2 separate regions of the Homo sapiens genome follow, and region 2 is linked to region 1. A link is an interaction called in ENCODE POLR2A ChIA-PET data of the cell type or tissue named here. Cell type or tissue: B cell. All regions are shown on one strand. Each heading gives the region's core, and the rest is flanking DNA. Links, peaks and the distances in the headings are about the cores only.

The links. ChIA-PET counts read pairs that join two places held together with the same protein. Peaks named below come from ENCODE experiments on the same cell type or tissue, not always from the same donor. Only the 100,000 strongest peaks of a DNase experiment are listed, where the experiment ranks them.
Region 2: POLR2A ChIA-PET joins it to region 1 with 7 read pairs; 2 of 35 experiments call an interaction of 5 or more read pairs at or near these places.

What each region holds. Positions count from the first base shown.
Region 1 is chr5:78,724,796-78,730,170 of GRCh38, forward strand. All of the region lies in intron 3 of LOC124900191 (a long non-coding RNA gene), which reads right to left. Among named protein-coding and RNA genes, the nearest start is that of LHFPL2, 79 kb to the left of the region's middle. RefSeq lists enhancers at 2,991-3,285, 3,251-3,360. In B cell, for the core only: no CTCF peak of the experiment used is centred there; DNase peaks (open chromatin) are centred at 3,156 and 3,306; H3K4me3 peaks cover 803 bases; H3K27ac peaks cover 2,011 bases.
Region 2 is chr5:78,620,543-78,625,917 of GRCh38, forward strand. All of the region lies in intron 2 of LHFPL2 (LHFPL tetraspan subfamily member 2), which reads right to left. Among named protein-coding and RNA genes, the nearest start is that of LHFPL2, 26 kb to the right of the region's middle. In B cell, for the core only: no CTCF peak of the experiment used is centred there; no DNase peak of the experiment used is centred there.

The DNA of each region.
Region 1 (5,375 bases), core at 203-5,202:
CAACATGGTGAAACTCCATCTCTACTAAAAATACAAAATTAGCCGGGCATGGTGGCACATGCCTGTAATTCCAGCTACTCAGGAGGCTTAGGCTGGAGAATCGCTTGAACCCGGGAGGCAGAGGTTGCAGTGAGCTGAGATCGTGCCATTGCACTCCAGCCTGGGCAAAAAGAGCAACACTCCATCTCAAAAAAATAATAAGAGGAAGAAAAATAGTTTCAGGCCAGGTGTAGTGGCTCATGCCTATAAGTCCAACACTTTGGGAGGTCGAGGTGGGAGGATCGCCAATGATCTTGAGCCCAAGAACTCAAGGCTGCAGTGAGCTATGGTCATACCACAGCACTCCACCCTGGGGCGACAGAATGAGACACTGTCTCAAAAAATAAAGTTTTAGTCAATTTATGTTTTATATTTTAATTGTAGAAAATGTTAAAAATATAAGAAAACATTAAAATTACTCATAACCTCACCTCCCAGAAAAAGAATTAACATTGTGTTTCACTTTTGTCCCATATATACATGCATTTTTAAAATCTGTTTTGTGCCCTGAGTTCTGCTCAGGTTTGTCCCTTTCTCTGATGATCAAGGCTTGGTACGTGAGTCAAGGTGGTCACCCCAGTTGCCATCTTCTCTCTGGATAAGTTCATTCCTTACAGGATGCTCAGGCTCTCATTCAAACTTCTGGTGGGCCTGCCCCAGCAGTTTCCAGAAAAGCCCAGGCATTTCTGAACTTTATTTTGTATTTATTTATTTATTTATTTATTTATTTATTTTAAGACAGAGTCTTGCTCTGTCACCCAGGCTGGAGTGCAGTGGCATGATCTTGGCTCACTGCAGCCTCCATCTCCCAGGTTCAAGCAATTCTTGTGCCTCAGCCTCCCAAGTAACTGGGATTATAGGCACGTGCCGTCACACGGGGCTAATTTTTTGTATTTTTAGTAGAGACAGGGTTTCACCATGTTGGCCAGGCTGGTCTCGAACTCCTGACCTCAGGTGATCTGTCTGCCTCGGCCTCTGAAAGTGCTGGGATTACAGGCATGAGCCACCACACCTGGCTATGAACTTTAGCTTGGACTCAATCTGGACCATGCTCCCATGCCCTGGTCCCCAATATTCTTTGTGAAGAAGGATAACAGAAACATGGCAGCTGCATTCTAATATTGGAAGGGTGATTATGGAGCAGAAGGGGCACAGAGGCTCTTTGAAGCTCTAGGGGACAAAACTAGGTTGGGTGGAAAGTAGAATAGCTTACTTCAGAAGCAGAGAGTTCTCTGCCCTTGGCAATATTCACTTGTGGGGATGGCTGTGGGATCGAGCATGGAAAGCAGAGATAGTCAGTGACAGTGTCCTTGTCAGAAGGTTCTGTGACCGTATGTATTTCCAGGGTTGACTCTGTATCTACATGGCATGATTTATGGGTGTCCTGAACATTCTTTTTTCTTTTTTTTGAGATGGAGTCTTGCTCTGTCACCCAGGCTACAGTGCAATGGTACAATTTCGGCTCATTGCAACCTCTGCCTCCCAGGTTCAGGTGATACTCCTGCTTCAGCCTCCCAAGTAGCTAGGACTACAGGTGTGTGCCACCTTGCCCAGCTAATTTTTGTATTTTTAGTAGAGACGGGGTTTCACCATGTTGGCCAGGCTGGTCTTGAACTCCTGACCTCAGGTGATACACCCACCTTGGCCTCCCAAAGTGCTGGGATTACAGATGTGAGCTACCGTGCCTGGCCAATGGTGTCCTGAACATTCTGCCTCCACATCAACAATCTTGATCATGGCTGTAGCCACGGGGCCCAGGACGGGGCCTGGCACATTGCAGGCACTCAGTAAATGTTTGTTGCAATGAATGAATGAACCAACCTGGCTGCAGTGGCTGCTCCTTTGCTCTCCACTTTTAGAGACTATGGACCAGCAGACATGCTGGACTTTGACCAGGGCCTGGTGGGAAGTGCTGAGAACTGCTGGCTTCTTATTTCACAGAATTATCCATTTTCTGTTGTTTCTTGGGAGGGCCCTTGGTCTTAGCTTTCACACAGTGGTATGTAGAATGAACTGGGAGACAGCCAATTTAGGCTTTTTCATCTACCAAACAAACCAAATCCATAACATTTGATTTGATGGATGGAATCCCCGGTGGATGATTTCACTCAGCCCTTTAAACAATGGAATGAGACCACTGGCCTCCTGCAGACTTTCTCTTGATGGGGGGTGAGGGAGGAGTGGTGGTCTGGAATGGGGAGATAAGTGGTAAAGGATGGAGGCTGGGTGCAGTGGCTCACGCTTGTAATCCCAGCACTTTGGGAGGCCAGGGTGGGCAGATCACGAGGTCAGGAGATAGAGACCATCCTGGCTAACTTGGTGAAACCCTGTCTCTACTAAAAATACAAAAATTAGCCAGGTGTGGTGGTGCACACCTGTAGTTCCAGCTACTCGGGAGGCTGAGGCAGGAGAATCACTTGAACCCGGGAGGTGGAGGTTGCAGTGAGCCAAGATTGCACCACTGCACTCCAGCCTGGGTGACAGAGCAAGACTCCATCTCAAAAAAGAAAACAAAAACAAAAACAAACTTGGCCGGGTGTGGTGGCTCACGCCTGTAATCCCAGCACTGTGGGAGGCTGCGGCAGGTGGATCACTTGAGGTCAGGAGTTCGAGAGCAGCCTAGCCAATGTGGCGAAACCCTGTCTCTACCAAAAATGTAAAAAATTAGCTGAGTGTCGTGGCGGGCTCCTGTAATCCCAGCTACTCGGGAGGCTGAGGCAGGAGAATTGCTTGAACCTGAGAGGCGGAGGTTGCAGTGAGCCGAGATTGAGCCCCTGCACTCCAACCTGGGTGACAGAGTGAGACTCCATCTCAAAAACAAACAAACAAACAAACAAACAAACAAAAAACCCTCTACAAAATGGCATTTTAGGACTTTATAATATTAATATTTTTGGCTGCTTTAATGAGTATGAGTAGCTGTTCCATAAGCAGATACTATGTCACATAGGGTAGATTTCAAGCCACTGCTTTAGAAGATGGTATGCTTGAATTGATTGTACACCTGAGGACTGAAGTTGAAACCACCAGCTAGAAGTGAATGCTTTTTGCTTTGTCATGGGCCAGTGGACTTTGCCTGGGAATCTCCCCTGAGCTGAGGCCAGCAAAGGTTGCACTCTGAAAGAGTATGAAAGGGTGGCGATATGTCTCATTGGTGAACCAGGTAATGGAAAATGCCTCTCCTCATCCTGCACAAGAATGCCAAACATCAGCCACAGTGCTCCCTTTTCTTTTGTACCAGTGTGGTTTATAGAAACTGGACAGTATCAGTGGACATTTTCTCTGGGCTTTTAAGGGGAACACATTGTATCTTGAGGCATTTCATCTGCAGAACCTGTACTTAGAACAAAGAAAAACTTCTGCGTGCTCGGTAAACAAAAGATGCCCAGTTTCCCTTCCCCATATTGCCAGCTGCCATGACACACAGTTTGGCCTCAGCCCACTCAACCACAGGTGAATTTGACCACAACCATACACCCTCGCAACCTACCAACTACAGTGACCTAGAGATAGCACTTTCTAAATGTAAAATGTCATTAATATGAGTGTTTATTGTCTAGCAATAAAGTTATGCCTATCATCAAAGTATCCAGGATCCAGAGGGAATGGAATAGGGCAGTAATTTTGAATCTGGTTGTGATAAAAGCCCAAAGCTAGACAGGCAAGAGGAGCGTAAGTGGCATGGCTTTAGCCTGCGTACTCTCAGGGTCTTATCTGCTGTCAGCCAGGTAGGAGCCTGTGGCTTTAATTCTACCTCCCCAACTTCCCACCTCACCCCCAGAACTAAACTGCCATCGGTCTCATATACCCTCCTCTGTCCCCAGTGACTGAAGTCACCTCCAACCAGGCTGTGACTACCAGCCTTCCTTTTTCCCTTCATGATTTTTCCAAGTGAAGGGACTAAATGAAAATATAAAGCAAGTCTTGTGATTTTTCTGAGGCTACATAAACTACCTGCCTCATTCCAGTGAGCTCTGCAGGGGTGTAACCTCCATTTTAACAAGGTTATGATATACTAACCCTCACCCCATCACCCCACAATTCTCTTCTCTCACCATGGACTAAATATTTTTCTTTGTTCCCCCAAAGGAAGCTTACTCCGTAAAGATTTCTGAAAAAAAAAAAATTTTTTTTAAAGGAAAATGTGCCAGGGCAGAGATGGAGGAGGTGGTAGGGCAGGCTGGGAGGGTGGGGTAGGGAGGTCCACAGGCCTCCCTGTTCACATCACACAGAACGTCCCTTAGAAAAACCCTCTAGAGGCCAGGCACAATGGCACATGCCTGTAATCTCAGCACTTTGGGAGGCTGAGGCGGGTGGATGGCAAGGTCAAGAAATCAAGACTATCCTGGCCAACATGGTGGAACCCCATCTCTACTAAAAGTACAAAAATTAGCTGGGTGTGGTGGCGTGTGCCTGTAGTCCCAGCTACTCAGGAGGCTGAGGCAGGAGTATTGCTTGAACCTGAGAGGCAGAGGTTGCAGTGAGCAGAGATCGTGCCACTGCACTCCAGCCTGGCGACAGAGCAAGACTCCGTCTCAAAAAAAAAAAAAAAAAAAAAAAAAAGAAAAAGAAAAAGAAAAGCCCCCTAGACATATCTCTCCCCACCCCCACCCTCCATGTCCCCTGCCTCCGTCTTCTGAAAGCTCCCTTTGCATCAACATTCTAACCTTTCCCTTCATCCCAAACTCCCCATCCCGAATACCTCATCCCTTCTCTCATGCAAAGTAAGTTAGTTCCTGGGCCTGCAGAGACAAGATGACTTTATGGTTCATAAACAAGAGCTCTCCCAGCTACCAGGAGCCCCACTAGTGGAAACATTTTAAATACCTGATCATTTTCCTGGGTTTAAAATTTTTTTTGTTTCGGTTACCTGCACAAACTCATCCAGACAAATTGTACATGGCCTCCCTGGAGGTCCCCCTTGCCAAGCTGAGCCCACAACTTTGATGGTGGCAGCTTCTCGCTATGCCACACTGATTTCTGAAATGAGCTCGAGTCCACAAGTGGACCCCCACTGACCCCCCAGGTAATACACCCCTCAGTTCAGATTCAAAGCTTTTGGGGACCCCACTCACGGGTGGCTTCTAGGTACGCAGCCTTCGTGGCAGCACAGGCCGCATGGCTAGAATGCTCCTGCCTGTGGTTTAATCCTCTGCTGTTGCCATCTTTAATTTTTAATTTTTATGGGTACATAGTAGTTATATATATTTATGGGGTATGTGAGATATTTTGATACAGGCATACAATGCATAATAATTACAACAGGGTAAATGGGGTATCCATCACCTCAAGCATTTATCATTTCTTTATGTTATGAACATTCCAATTATACTCTT
Region 2 (5,375 bases), core at 187-5,186, 100 kb before region 1:
AACCCAGACAATTCTGCCCTCTTCCACACCTCCAGAGCACATTTATTTGGTAAGGTCTAGAGACACTTTTCATGGTCACGAATGGGGAAGCAAGGTTCTACTGGCATCTAGTCAGCAGAGGCCAGGGACACCGCTAGGCATCCACTATAGGAAGCACAGGACAACAGAGCACCCACAATGCCACATGATCAGCGCAGAACGCTATGAGCACCGAGGCTGAGAAACCCTGTGCTGGGGCGCCCGCTCTAATGGAGCCGACTGCCAAGCAGCTCCAAACTATTCTCAATGTGATTTCTCTCTATTTTCGGACCATGTGTGTACAGTTTAATTTTTATGAGTTAAATGCACATATGCCGTGGCTCCAGTGAAATATCTCATTTTTAAAAAGAGTTCTCCTACTAAAAGAAAATCATCATTCTCAAACTCCTTTTTTTTTTTTTTTGGAGATGGAGTCTTGCTCTGTCACCCAGGCTGGAGTGTAGTGGCTCGATCTCGGCTCACTGCAACCTCTGCCTCCCAGGTAAAACCATCATTCTCATTATGACACCATCCTTTAACTGAATCCTTAGGAGTCACTTTTAATTTAGAATCCCCAATCTCATCAATCATAATAAAAACAAACAGAAAACAAACCTTAAAGGATTCAGTATTCAGTGGTTCCCAAATGCTCTGGTCCTCCGTTTCTTAAGATAATGAGCTGAAATGTTTATGCATGGATGCAGGCAAACCCCAAGTTAGAGAGTAACAGCCACTCTTTCAGTGCTGTCGTCTGGCAGAGGGAGAACAGCAGCAGCAATGACACAGACAGGGTGTAATCTGAGCAAACACACTCTAGACCTCTCCACCCATTCCTAAGTCAGCACAGATGCCTGCCTGCATCTCGGTGGAGTTACTTTCTTCCTTGCAGTAATACTCTCTCTCACACACCCTGCTCTGTTTGTGGCAGTCATGCTTTGGTTAACACTTACAAATCAAAAGCTGTCAAGCTACCAGACAGAAAACACCATTTAGAAACTGTTGGGTTCACCTTTGGAAAACTCCTGATAGTCATTTTTATTGGGTCTCTTCCACCACAAATTTGTAAAGCTATTTCCCATTTCTAAACATTAATTGCTACTTTCCTCTTAAAACGTGGTTTCAATGACACCAATACATGGCAAGTAAAACCACAATTCCCTCAGTGAAATAAATTACTGCATTGCTGGGTTGGTGCAAACTGCAGTGCAGAACTGTTAGCAGGTCAGGCCTGTTAATGGTGTGTGATACATTGCTATTCTCTCAGGACAAACATAAATACATTTTACACAATTTTTTGGCTTTGCCTTCCCCTTTCCCCCTAAGCTGTTGGTCCAGGAAGTAGAATCTAACTGCCCCACAAAGCAGCTGGCCACCAAGAATGGTCCTCACTAGTCAGTGTTCCTCCCGAGAAACACATACTCTCTAAGAAATCTGACCACAGGGCTCATTTAATTTTTTAAATGACTATTAATTTTAACTCATCTCAAAATACACACTCTAGAAGTCCCTTGATTCTAAAAGCATAGGAAGCCCCGGTAAATGCCAGTTTCCAGCACCTGTCTGCTATGGAGAAGAGCAAACATGACACAGGAGCTCCAGGACACTCAGGAGCAGGCTTCAAAAGCGACAGGGTGGCACCAGCACTTACATGCACTACATGCCTAAAACAACATCAGCTACCTAAACGCTCTGAGCACCTTGGCTGAGGGGCAACAATTAGGGAGAAACTTTCAGAAGGCACTGGATTACTCAAAGCAGACTCCCTCCTATTACGATAGCAGCGCCAATGACTACTTACTAAATTCCAGGTATGCCTTACATAGGTTCCCTCATTTAATCCTCCCAACAATTTTATGAAGTAGGCATGATTATCCCCATCTTGCAGATGAGAAGACTAAGCCCTGGAGAGAAGAATAATTTGCCTGAGGTCATAGAGCCTGGGAATGGGGAGCAGGGCCTGGACCCTGAGCCTGCCTGACTCTTAAGGCTGGGGCTTCCCACCACACACCACACATTCTGCCCAGAATTCAGTCCTTCCTTACTGTGGCAAAATGCAGCTGGGAGGGGCTGTCTCCCAAGCATTCTCTTCCTCCAAGGAACCTGACAAGTCTCTCTAATGTTTCTTAACTGGTAAAATATTTAAAGGGGCTGCATTATCACCAAACAAAATCTAACCTTGTGTATTTAATCATTAACATTTTTAGGCTACAGAAAAGGCATGCTCTTTAGATTCAGGGTGAGCTGGGCTGCTTGTGAGGTACAACTGGGATCCAGAAAAGACCAGAAGATACAGACTGAGACACCACTGAGGCCTGCCTAGCTGGAGGAAGAACTTGGAGACCCTTAACGGGGTCAGGCCTTGTAAAGAAGGGGGATGAAACTGGGGTGATGATTGGGGATCTTATCTAGGCTGTGGGAAAACAGCATGTGTAATAGGGGAGGAAATCATCTAGAGGAAAATAGAGAAGATACAAATGGAAGAAAAGATGGAACACATCAAGATTTCTCTGACTTGCATTGTAAAAATGGAAGCAAATTCTTACAAAATAACCACAAACTTTGATTCTTATACTTCCACTCCATATAAAACTGTACTTAAGTGATTTAGACCTTATTCAGGGAGTCATTAACAAATGCATGTATACTATTTGACTTTGCAGGAAGAAAACCACGAATATGAACCAATCTTCTTGCTTATTAACATTAATTTTTATAGCGGATTGGAATCTTACGAATACAGAACTCCATCACATTATTTTCATTTTATAGCAAGTTGAAACCCCATTAATACAGAATTCCATCATGTTTCAGCATTTAATTTTGTAAACATGAACACTATTGTTTAGTCTCCATTAACTTTCTTTCTGCCACTATGGTTATAGACCCCCATAGATTGCTTTAAAAAGAGAAAGAAAGAGAGAGAGAACTATTGCATTGAAACTATGTCACATGCAATAAGTATACAAATAAGCAAAAGGTGTGCCTTCATCCACAGGCAATGCTGAAACTCTTCTGCACTAAAGAGTGTGCATTCTAAAATACCCTCCATAAATGCTTAAGGCTCATAGCTGGGGAAGGTGGGCACTCCCACCTCACTTTTGTTTATACTTTCAAGAATCCTGAAGAGAATAATCAAGTTTTCCCCACATGTAAATGAATGAATGAAACTAGATTTTCCAAATAAGCCATTTTTTATTAACACATATGTATTCTTAATTTGTTTCTAATTTGCATGGCTTTGCACACAGTATATTTTGGGTTCAAGTAAACATTTACCATTTGCTCCAAAGCACTACGCTAGCACCACACAACAGGACAAGCTCATAGATAACTATATCAGTGCCAAAAAACAGCCCCCATGAGAAGTTCAAACACCAGACTATAAGGACACTACCACCAAATCACTTCCTAAAGGCCTGGTTTTCCCCAGAATAACAAAGTAACGATTAATGCCACTGTGCAAGATGAAATACACTCTTTTCATTCAAGCTCTAATAGCCTAGACAACAGTCATTCTTCTTGCTGCTTTGGCAACTGGCTCAACTCATTGCTGGCCTGCAGAGAGCCTGCCAGCTTTAGATCAATAAGTCCTGTGATCTTTAATACAGAACAGAAGCCACAACCCAACTGATTCTTTCTGTAGTCATCAATCAGGGTTTGACTCCAGCTTATCTCTTGACCCACCGGGAGATGGGCTGTCTGCCACACATCCCCTGGAGAGAAATGAGAAGGGTTGTATAAAGCAGGCACCGGCAGAAGTCAGGGAAACCAGTGAAAGGGATTTCCAGGAGGAACTGTGTTCTCTGTCCCAGAGGAGGCACACAAATTCCACCCAAAAATGGTCAGCTGTCAAGGATTCCAGAGGAAGCACACTCTCCCCTAGATAGCAGGCCAAGTGGTAAAGCCTGAAGGTCAATTTCAAGAGACACATCCTCAGCCAGGCTGGGAGGAGGGCCCAGAGTGGGCAGATGAAACCTAGCAAGCAGCAAGCAATAAAGTCTCCGCAGATCAGAGTTTGCGAATTTAAATAACATTTCTTGATTTTGCAAATTCTCTTTAGCAACTTTTAATCTTGAATTAACCTCCTATAACTATTCTAAATTTTAAAACTCCCTTGTAATTGTAAATCTCTTCTTGTTTGTGAATTAACTAAGAAGTTAAATAAGACAGATAAACAAACAGCAATGCTTTGAGTTACCAGCCTAGAAGTGGCTGTGTGGCTTACCATCCTGGTTTTCTTTTCTTTTTTTTTTTTTCTTTTTGAGATGGAGTTTCGCTCGTCACCCAGGCTGGAGTACAGTGGCGCAATCTCGGCTCACTGCAACCTCGTCTCCTGGGTTCAAGCGATTCTCCTGCCTCAGCCTCCCAAGTAGCTGGGATTACAGGTGCCTGCCACCACGCCCAGCTAATTATTGTATTTTTAGTAGAGATGGGGTTTCACCATGCTGGCCAGGACTACCCTGGTTTTCTAAGTGCAGCCCACTGTAAGACCTGGTTTCCTTGGTTGGGGCCCATGGCAACAGAGTTGCAATTCTCCAAATGGAGTTGGACAGTGGCAGAGACCCTGTGTGCAGGACTTCATCCTACTCCTGTTGCTACAGTGACCAAACGTGACCTTCCAGTCACACCTGCAGCATTCTATACGTACACACACACACACACACACACACACCCCTCTACAAACAGAGGGTAAGTCTGATGAGCTCCAAGTCACACATCCCTCTGAAAAGGCGGGGACTGGGCTGCAAAACGAGGGTAGGCTCCTAGCTGCTGGTAAGGAAAGGGGCAACTTCAAGCCTATTTTTTCCACAGTCATCTTGATTCTTCTGGGGAAGCTGAGCTATTGGGGCCATCGTCCAACTTCAGAGGGCACCACTCACACACAATCCAATGTGAAAGGAGCCCCATCTGCTGAGCAAAGTGGCAGTCCTGCCTCCTACCCACCCCCAAACCTGAACAAGCCTGTCTTCACCACCAACTTTAAGGAGCCAGTTTGATTTTGCTACATCTCCATTTTCTAACCTATATATAATCTCAAGATAGCCTCAACTACATACAAGTTATTTGGCAACACTTCTACAGACTTTTCTGCCTACAAATATCTCAGAGAGAGCACTGGATTAGGAGTCGGAAGTCGTATCTTCATTTATGTCATTCATTCACCAAACAAATGCATGTTTAAGTACCTAATACAATGCAGGCACCAAAGGTATGAAGGTGAACAAACAAGACAGACAAGAGCCCCTGGCCTCACGGGGCTTTAGCCAAGTTATTCAGTGTCCTAAACTGAAATTAAGGGGCTTAGACAAGAAGCTCTGTGAAGTCTCTCCCAGCTTTCCTATTCTCCACTCTCTGCA